Linked DNA regions of Homo sapiens: region 1 is linked to region 2. The links are chromatin loops, found by intact Hi-C in ENCODE. Cell type or tissue: CD4-positive, alpha-beta T cell. All regions are shown on one strand. Links, peaks and the distances in the headings refer to the core of each region. The heading gives the core; the rest is flanking DNA.

What was found. Hi-C counts contacts between places; a loop is a spot of excess contacts. Peaks named below come from ENCODE experiments on the same cell type or tissue, not always from the same donor. Only the 100,000 strongest peaks of a DNase experiment are listed, where the experiment ranks them.
Region 1: it touches region 2 in a loop (6-fold over the local background); 74 of 110 quality-filtered maps call a loop at or near these places.

The regions. Positions count from the first base shown.
Region 1 is chr2:84,300,448-84,305,831 of GRCh38, forward strand. The region is part of intron 1 of LOC107985905 (a long non-coding RNA gene); the gene reads right to left. Among named protein-coding and RNA genes, the nearest start is that of SUCLG1, 160 kb to the right of the region's middle. RefSeq lists an enhancer at 2,538-2,587. In CD4-positive, alpha-beta T cell, for the core only: CTCF peaks have their summits at 2,615 (motif pointing left) and 2,814; a DNase peak (open chromatin) is centred at 2,644.
Region 2 is chr2:84,020,509-84,025,892 of GRCh38, forward strand. No RefSeq gene overlaps it. Among named protein-coding and RNA genes, the nearest start is that of SUCLG1, 440 kb to the right of the region's middle. In CD4-positive, alpha-beta T cell, for the core only: no CTCF peak of the experiment used is centred there; a DNase peak (open chromatin) is centred at 2,513.

The sequences.
Region 1 (5,384 bases), core at 101-5,100, 280 kb after region 2:
AAATTCCTCCTTTGCTGTATGTGTATCCATTAATCAAGGTAAACATCCAAAGACACACATCTGTGTGTCCATCCCACCGCCTCCACCAAATTCCTCCTTTGCTGTATGTGTATCCATTAATCAAGGTAAACATCCAAAGACACACATCTGTGTGTCCATCCCACCGCCTCCACTGACCTCTGCCTTCACTGTCTGCATGTGTGGGCTGGCTGCTAAGGGACCAGATTTAATTATCAGATTTTAAGCACATTCCTTCTCTCCAAATTATGTGAGTTTGTTTTTCTATTTGAGAGTTTGGCAAAAGCTATATTCCCACCCTGTCACTTACTCAAGAGGAAATGTGTTACTCTTAGCAAGAGGACATCTCCCACAGTAGGAATCCAACAGCGTCTGCAGAGGTGGTCCCAGCTTGCGGCAGCCTCTACGGATTGCCAAACTCCCACCTCAGGCTGCCCCTACTTGCCTTTTGCAGTGAGCCTCCAGAAAATGTTCAGACGGCCCCAGCAAACAGCCAGAAAAGGCATGGTACTTGGATAGGAAGGTGACATAGGGACCTCAACTCCCTAAATTGCTTTATGGTTTTTGCAGACCTGGAAGGGTATTTCTCAGAATGATTCCTGGCTACTTAATTGTTGGTCAGTCCAAGCACGTTGCTATCACTTCTTCAACTACCAGTAGGCAAGGAGTCGATGGTAAAATAAGCTAGTGCTTAGACTTTAAGCAATGATTAGACAGAATTATATCCCCCCCAAATTTTATGTGTTGAAACTCTAACCCCCAGTACCTCAGACTGTACAGACTATATTTGGAGGCAGCATCTTTTAAAAGGTAATTAAGGTAAGTTGAGTTCATATAGGTGGGACCTAATACAGTATGACTGGTGTCCTTATAAGAAGAAGAGATTAGGATACCAAATGACACAGAGAAAGGACCGTGTGAAGACACTGGAAGAAGACAGACATCTACAAGCCAAGGAGAGAGGTCTTAGAAGAAGCCAACTTGACTGACATCTGGATCTCAGACTTGCAACCTCCAGAACTATGAAAAAATTAATTTCTGTTATTTAAGCCTGTGGCAGTTTGTTATGGCAGCCCAAGCACACTAATCCAGGCAGCAAAGAGCCTGAGATAAACTGTGACCATTTGCCACAATGGTCAACATCTTAAATGGTCACTGGAGGCAAATTGTCACAACTATTGAAGAATAGAGGACATTCAGGGGACAATGCACCCCTGTTCTTTATGTTAACTCATTACCAATATCTCTGTATCCATTCTCTACCCCTACATAACAAACCACCTAAAACTTCGCAGCGTAACACAATCACCATTTATTTGCTCACAACTCTGGGCCAACAATTTGGGCTGGAGCATCTGGGCAGCACTTCTGCTGCTGTCTCTAGAGGCCATTCACATGGATGCAGCCACCTGGCGCTTGTCTCAGGGAGAGATGCTAGAAGATGGCCTGGTTCACATGCCTGGAAATTGGTGCCGGCTGCTCGCTGCAGTGCCTTCATTCTCATGCTCCAGCATGCTGGGCAGAATTGCTTTCCATGGTGGTCTCGGGTCAGCAATCCAAAAGGGCAATTGCAGAAACCCTAAGACTTTTTGAGGCTGAGATTCAGAAGTCTCACAATATCACTTCAACACATTCATTTGGGTAAAGTAAGTCACATGGTATCTTAGTGCACTTATCATTATTATAACAGAATACTACAGACTGGGTAATTTATAAAGAAAAGAAACGTATTTCTTATAATTTTGGAGGCTGAGAAGTTCAAGGGCCCTGCATCTGGCAAGGGCCTTCTTGCTGCATCATCCTATGGCAGAAGCCAGAAGGACAAGAGAGCACCGAGGAGAGAGAGTAAGAAAAAGGCAGTCAAATTTGCTTTTATAACAAAGCCATTCCCAAGATAGCAAAGCCACTCTCAAAATAATTAATCCACTCCTGCAACAATGACATTAATTCAGTCATGCGGGTAGAGCCCTCCTGACCCAATCACCTCTTATTAAGCCCCACCTTCCAACACTACTGCATTAAGGATTACGTTTCCAACACATGAACTTTGGGGGACATAGTCAGACCATCACACAGGGCCAGATTCAACTAGAGGAGAATTAAACCCACTTTTTCATGGGAGGAGCAGTAAAGTCACAGTGCCAGGGTGTATGTGTACAGGATGGGAGGAATAGTTGCAGCCATCTTTATAAACAGGTCACTACACTCTCTTTCTATCATCAGGATCATTTCACTGATTACAAGCCAGGTGCACGCCCTGTCCCAGGCATTTAGAAGAACAGGGGCCAGACTTACATGTGTGAGTATGCCTTAATGATTGCAACACTTGTTCATTATCCATTCATTCCACAAATACAAAATGAAAAATCTATTCTTGGAATACAAAGGTGGGTGTGATATAATGCCCACCTTCAAAGAAAGTTCAGTTACTAGGGTCATAGAGATACAAATAAGCAGATCAAAACAGAATTGTGTACAGAGTAGTCAATTCTAGGGAGGAGCAGGTCAAGAAAGATTTCATAAAGGAGGTGACTCTTGCCCTAAGTTCAGAATGGTGAGGTACTTGTGAGGTGAACTGTGATAAGAGGACAAAGGCCTGAGCGAGAGATGATTTTTGAGTAGGAGGTAGCACCACCTAGTGGCAAGGGAAGGGGGAGGCTTCTCTGCCATACTAAGGAGCATGAGCTTTCTCCACAGGAAACAGACTTTGAAACCTTTCAGGTATGGGCTTGTTATGGTCCTACTTGGAATTTGGGGAAATGTGCAGGGTGTTCTTGAGGCAAGGGGATCAGTGAAGGGGCTTCTACAATTACAGTTTTGTAGTTGCAAACAACAAAATGCTGACCAACTAAAGCAAAAGAGGAGTGAATCAAAGGCTATAGAGGTACTCACAGGGTTGAAGGGGAGGCTGGAGAACGAGGCTTGTAACTCTCAGAATATGGAACAGCTCCAGAAAGTGTGAAGACAAGATCCAACCATCTGTCTGTTCCCCTCATAGAACCTGCTGACAGATGCATAGATTCGAACCATTCCTCCCATTTCGATCCTTCTGTTTCAGGGTCACAGTTTTGGAAGAGAAGATCTAATTGGCTGAACTTATGTCATATGCTGCTTGCTGGAGGTTGTGGGAACTTCCATTTATACCCTTTTGATTAGAAGTACAGGTGACAACCTGGGACTTGTGATTTGGTTTCTGAAGTAGGGGCAGTCTTGTGGGACTCCAGGGCTGGAAGGGAATCCCCAGGGATCTCTCAGAGGAGTCTGTGGCAAGAAGCCCAGCACCCACCCTCATTGCTCCGCAAGACAGAGGTAATTCCCAAGAAGGAAACCAAGATGCTGTTGGGAGGTAGAATGGAAGGTAGATAGCCCAAAATGAACAACACTCACTATAGAGCCATTCTGTCTGTCTTGATATCTGCCTAAGTGACAGACATCAAGGACAATCTGCCTCAGTGGGACAGCATAAGTCTAGAGTGAGAGAATGAACTCAAGGGCCACAGGTAGCCAGAGCCATAATTTGGCTACACCTAGATGCCTATGGCCCCAACTCTAGCTCTTTTCTAGTGGCACTCTCTCTTCTGTAACACAGAATTTAACTAATTTGTTCATTTTTTTCCCAAAGTGAATCAAAAATTTCAAATGAAATAACTACTTCAGTAGTGCCTCTGTGAGTACTTCTGTTGATGAAGATTGAAGAGGCCACCCACCTTCCTCACTAACTTTCCCAAGCATCCAAGACCTAGGTTTAGACACACACACACACTCATGCCCCAAGAACTCTACTAAGAAGAGGTTTCTTGCATAATATCTCATCTTTAAAATTCTTCTGACTCAAAGAAAACTTTTATTTCCCTTAAAATGGTTTCCATTATGAACCAAAAAGACGAGGGCTTGGGACTTTCCCATTAAAGTAATAACCATATTAGCTAACAGCCCAAAGCTATGTCATGGGTCATCAGCTCCCAGCCACCATTAATTATGAGACAATATTATTCATATAGTGCTTTGCAAAGTCACTCAAAGGGTGAGACTCTCCAAATCAAATCTGGATATATAGTTTATCCCCCATTTGGCAAATATTGCTTTTGAGGATGCAGAACATTTTCCTTGTTCCAACCTCTCCAGACATGACCAACCCAAACCTTGGGCCCTGTCTGATCTCTGCCACTGAAAGAGGTGAGGGTGAACCTGGCTTCTGGGGGAGACATGGGACCATAAACTTTAGAGGCCTGACAAACCTCAGAGTTTATGAAAGAATACTAGTAATGAACTTATGAACCTTGTTCAGACATTAGGCTGCAGCACAGAGTCCCAAATTTGACAGCAGAAGTTTTAGTTGTGATTTCTAGCTATCTCCACTTCCCAGCCCTAGAGTCTTGGGATAATTGTTTTTAACTTTCACGCACTTACTGATTTATAAAGTGGGGATAACAATACTGTGATGTTGTGATGTAATAATAAATACATATTTAATCTTCATTCCCAGCTCCTGACCGGAGCTCCTAAAACCCTTATAATTTCCTAAGAGATAAAAGCAATAGGAGCGTCTTTTGCTATGTTTTGTTTTTGTCCCCACTTCCTGAAATAGCTGCTGGGTGATAAAGAGAGAAAAACATCTTTTGTTATTCATAACAAGACTCCTTCAATCACACCTGAGTTTATGTTAATGGAGTGATCTCCAGAAAGCACCTAAGAATGGAGAGCTGTTTGCCAGGAGAGCAAACCTGTGGGTAAAGGGTTTCAGCCACACCCCCTGACCTCCAGGGAGGGGAAAAGGGCTGGAGGTCGAGCTAATCACCAATGGCCAATGATGTAATCAATCATGCCTACATAACAAAGCCACCATAAAATCCCCAACCAAAGGGTTTGTGAACTTCCGAGTTGGTGAACAAGACCATACACAGTTTCTGGGAAGGTCGTGCGCTTCAAAACTCCATGTGGACAGAAGCTCCCGTGCTCAGGACCCTTCCAGACCTCTGTGTATCTCTTTATCTAGCTGCTCATTTGTGTATTTTAAATATCCTTGTAATAAATTGGTAACAGTAGGTAGACTGTTTCCTTGGGTCCTGTGACTTGTTCTAACAAATTATTGAACATGAGGAGAAGGTTGTGGGAACTTCCATTTATAGCCTTTTGATTAGAAGTAGAGGTGACAACCTGGGACTTGTGATTTGGTTCCTCAAGTGGGGGCAGTCTTGTGGGACTCAGCCCTTAGTCTGTGGGGTCTGTGCTAATTCCAGGCAGTTGGTGTCAGAATTGAGGTAACTTGTAGGACACTTAGGGTGTGTTCCAAGAGGTGGTTGATGTTGGGGGAAAAATAAAACCCACACATTTGGTTCCAGAAGTATTGTGTTGAGGCAGGATAG
Region 2 (5,384 bases), core at 260-5,259:
CAGTAGATTGTCAGGAGATCCAGCTAAACTTGTAGTTATATAAGATGCCAAAATCTTCTGTTAAGTTTGGGGCAATAGACCAAATGAGTTCTAGATTGATTTTTGTGGTGCCACATAAAAGCTGCAATATTTTTAATCAATCATGTTTGGTCATTATTCATTTCACCAATGCAAGTATGATTTCTAATATCTCTTATGCTAATCAAAAACTGTCTAGTGCAGTGCTCCCCAAATTAATGTTTACAGAATCCTCTGGGGGTCTTGTTAAAATACAGACTCATAAGGTCTGGGTTGTGGACCTGAAATTCTGCATTTCTAATGTAGATGACAATGTCCTTGCTTCTAGTCTCTAGACCAGACTCTGAGTAGCAATAGGCTAGTGCATATTTAGACAGTGATATTGAAGTGCCTGCTTGAGCCTCCTCTGAGGTTTGTATTCCTGAGTAGGATCTTTAAAATGCTCACTTGCCTCTTTTGGAATGTAGATTTGAAAAGGATATGGCAAATGTTAAACAGTTATTTTGCCATAAACTTAATTTTCTCACACACATATCCAACGGCTTTTGCTGATGTATTTTAACTTTACTAATAGGCTTGCAACTAAAAGCGATGTTCCTTCTCATTGCTATTGGAACCATATATTAATTGACAATGCAATGTTTAGCATACATCAACATTAAACACAATAGGCTCCTTTGATAACAATGTGTGTTGTGTGTGCTACTTGCATCCAATCTAATTAGATGAGTTTTTATCCCAGCCAACTGAAGATTAATACATATACAGTATAATCTCTTAAAATATTGGTGCTTTGGTTTGTTAGTAAGAAACTACAATAGAATCTATTTCTGCCATTGGGCATATAATGACTCAAAAAATACAAATATACTACATGTTTATTAGACAGTATGAATCAGTTCAGTGGCAATGGACAAAGATACTAGAGATACTAGGAGCTAGGCTTCACAGAATGCGTGAGTGCTTCGATATGGGCTTGAGGAACAGCCACTCCTTGCATTTTGCTCTAATGGTTTACTTAAAGCCTAATATTTCCAATATCATTTTTTCTTAAATTCTCTTTTCTGAACATTTTGGGTTCTCTAGAAGGTATTGGTTTGGCAAGAAAGAAACTTGACAGATAAGTCACACTATTAGAGTCACTATTATAGCCCACTTTTATAGCTGCCGTGTAAGACACTAGAATTGTCCTAGGACTCAACTTTAATATATATGTCTGGATCCTGAGAGAAAAGATCAAAGAGAAAGTATGGCTGTTATTAATTCCCAAAGTGAACCATTCAAGATTATGTTAGGCTGCATGTAATTAATTGTAACCTTACTACTATGAATAAACCAAGGAGGGATTAATAAAAAATAGAGTGCTGCAGGGTTATATAATTCCTGAGGGCCTTCTTCATATTGCAGCCCTTAGGATTCTGCTACAGCCCTTAGAATTGGTCCAACTGTAGCTACAGTGTGGACGGAGCCCCTTCCATGTGGTAATGTTGAGATAAGCAGGCAGTTAAGGCTGGTATGGCTTCTGAGTTCCATTTTCCTGCTCTGCCATCCTTAGAACATGCTTTTCTTCTGATTGCAAAGGTGAGCCCTGCAACCCCAGGAACTCTGTCCACATTTTCAATAGTAATATAGCAGAAGGGCAATCAATAGAGAGGCTTTTCCTCTAAAGTCTTTGACTTTGGGACTGGGGAAGGGACAACCTGTCCAGGAATTGTTTGCCTATATTGCACGGCTAGAACTGAATTACATTGCCTCCTGTAGCTGCAAGGAAATCTGGGAAATAAGTATGGGATTACCCACAGGAAAATCAGGATTCTATTAGTAATGAACAGGGGAGTAGGAATATCAGATAGCAACTGGCAGTGTTTACTATACCCAGTAACTTGAATTCAGACATTCTCCCAAGAGACTGAGGATGAGGAGGGCCTGAAGAATATGCACCCATACCCAGTCTAGAATGCTCTAATTTACCATCTATTATCTTATGTATTTTATGTATTTGTTTTATATGTCTCTTTCCCACTTGAAAGCAAGTTTGATGTAAGCAGGATTTTTTTTTCCTTTTTGGTTAAATTCTGTATTTCCCAATTCTTAGAACAGTGACTGGTACAAAGGAGGTAAATAATATTTGTTACATGAGGAAACGAATAGTCATCCCAGCCAGGGAATAAGTAGATCTGAGCTCTACCTAGCAATAGGTGGAAATGAAATAAGGGAGGAGATAAATATGAGCTGCTAAGATGTCCATGTTTACTTCATTGTGAAACTCTAGAATTTTAAAAAGAAACTTTCAAAAACGGATCCATGGATTAGTTGCATAGCATCGCAGCTAACACTAAAGGGTTCTACAGGGACTTCATAGTTTAAAAAAAGAAAAAATCAGGAAGTAGAACTACAAACGACAAAACTTTTCCTAAAACCCATGATGCTTAGAGAGCAATTCCTTACAAGAGAGCTCCAGCAAAACATACAGATTTAGAACTTGCCACCAGGAGGAGCTACTGAGAGATCCTACTTTTCCAAAGGTGTCATTAGAAGAAGCAGATGTCCTCCAGGCAAAAAGACAATTTGATTTGGAGATTTCTGCAGTTCTTTGCTATTCCCAAGTGATCACTTTCACAGGAGAAGAACACTGGCTCTAATTTCCTATTTTGCATGAGTAGGGAGACTTTAGGGGTTAATATCCATTATGTATTATATGTTGCTGAAAAGAGAATATAACTTTTTCACTGGCAAAAATAGTGTGAGGGTCAGTGAGGCCAGGTGCAAGAAGGCCTTGGAGGGAAAAAGAAAGTTAGAAACACTAGGCAAAGATTTCTTGTGTAGTTAGATGCACGTTAGCAATTTGGCCCCTTTTCGGAGCATAGGAAGAGTCCAGACAAGTGACTGAAGAAGTAAACAAACAGTATGCTAAGGCCGGGCGCAGTGGCTCACGCCTGTAATCCTAGCACTTTGGGAGGCTAAGGCAGGCAGATCACGAGGTCAGGAGATTGAGACCAGCCTGGCTATCATGGTGAAACCCCATCTCTACTAAAAATACAAAAATTAGCCGGGCATGGTGGCAGGTGTCTATAATCCCAGCAACTCGGGAGGCTGAGGAACGAGAATCTCTTGAACCCAGGAGGTGGAGGTTGAAGTGAACGGAGATTACACCACTACACTCCAGCCTCGGTGACAGAGCGAAACTCCATCTCAAAGAAAAAAAAAAGAAAAAAAGAAAAAAAAAAGGAAAAAGAAAGAAAGAAAATGTATGCTAAGCTACTTACAGATAGAGTATGAGATCTGGCCACGTAAAGATCTACTGGGTGAAAATGATTGAAATCAAAATCTTCAATAATGAGAATGATCTAGTAACTATTCATAACTGATACTAATAATTACCTCAATTTTGCTCTGGGAATTACCTTAAATTAATCAGTTGCAAAGATACGAGTTACAAGGGCAAACAATAAAAATTAAAATATCTACCTTCTTATTATTGATGATTGAATGGAAAATGCTATACAGACACTCTGGGATCTCACCTGAGTTGATATTTAGGGATTAACATATATTAATTATTTTATATACATACACATATCAATATCTTAATTAATATATATTCTATTTAAATGTCTTAACTGTGCAATTTTATTGCCCAAATAAGATATTATTTGATAATATTTTATAAAATCAGGATATACATCTAAAGTGCACTTAACATTTTCTCAACAGATAGACAAGATGCATATTTTCTGCTTCTAGGTACTCAGAAACTGAAGCAGAAGTAAATTATATGCATAAAATATAGAAAGGTCAACATTGTAGATATAAAATCAGAGGTATAGATATAAAATTGGAGAGACGACATTTTGCAGTTTGATGCATCTTAGAGTCAGAGAAAACCACGTTTAAATCCCTGAGATACCATTTACCCACTGTGTGATTGCAGGCAATGTACTGCATACACCTAAAATTCAGTTTTCTGATCTATAAAATGAAGATCTGAATATCTTTTATTCTGGTGACAAGTGATTTAGTGGGAAAAATCAAAGATGCCAAGCACACAACCACTTCTTGATAATTGTCAGTTATGAAACCTAATACATATGGACGTTGAATTGAGAGAGTAAAACAAAGTCATTACCATCAGCTTTTCTACTTCAGAACAGGAAATTTTTTAAGTAGGAGACGGGATGGGCAATGAAAACTCTTCTGCCTGGAATTATTTCTCCATTTGGCCCTGGTAAGGCTTAGGAATCCTGATATTAAGATTTCATTTGAATTAAGACAATCAAACTTTATTTTAAAATTCACGTTTGGTATCTGTGGTAAGCAGAATATTGGGCTCCAAAGGCATCTACATCCAAATTGCCAGGATCTATAAATATGTTCTTACAGGGCAAAAGGGATTGTGCAGATATAATTAAATTAAGGATCCTGAGATGGAAAGATTATCCTGGATTATCCAGTTGGTACAAATCCAGACCTTAAAATTGGAGAATTTTTCCAGTCTGGGTCAGAAAGATGAGACAGAAGAAGAAAGAGAGATTTAAAGCATTGATGGGCTCAATGTGCCATTGCTGGCTCTGAAGATGGAGGAAGGAGGGAAACACTGGCAGCCACTATCAGCCAGCAAGAAAACAAGGATCTCAGTCCTATACCCACAGGAATCAAATTCTGCTAAGGACTGGAATGAATAGGAAACAGACCAACCCTTAGGGCCTCTAAAAAGACCACAATCCTACCAATACCTTGATTTTAGCCCAATGAGACCCATGTCACACTTCTGACCTACAGAACTGTGAAATAATAAAATGTGTGTTGTTTAAGCTGTACATAGCAAGGAATTTGTCCTTACGCAAAGATAAATCTGCTCTTTTTCTTTGACTATAAAGTGGTAATCTCTGGGCCCCTGGAATGTCTGTCCTGCCTGGCAAGAGTGTCCTTGTTTTCCTGGGAGCTTTTTCCACCAGACAGTCCAATAAAGTGATCTATAATGGGGGCTTTGGACAACACTGTATCAATTCCAATATCTGGAGGAAGTGGAGACTAAAGATCTTAGCTCAACTCAGAGAGAAGCTAGAGGCTAAAGGTCAGCCCAATGGGAAGTATGTATTTGAATCCCAATAAAAATTCTGGAGAGACAGGCATGGTGGCTCACACCTGTAAGCCCAGCACTTTGGGAGGCCAAGGTAGGTGGCTCTAGCCTGGGCAACATGGCAAAACCCTGTCTCTACAAAAAAAGTATACACACACACACACACACACACACACACACACACATATATACATACAAAAATTACCCAGGTGTGGTGGCTCACAACTGTGGTCTCAGCTACTTGGGAAGTGGAGGTGAGGGGCAGAGGTGAGAGGATCACTTGAGG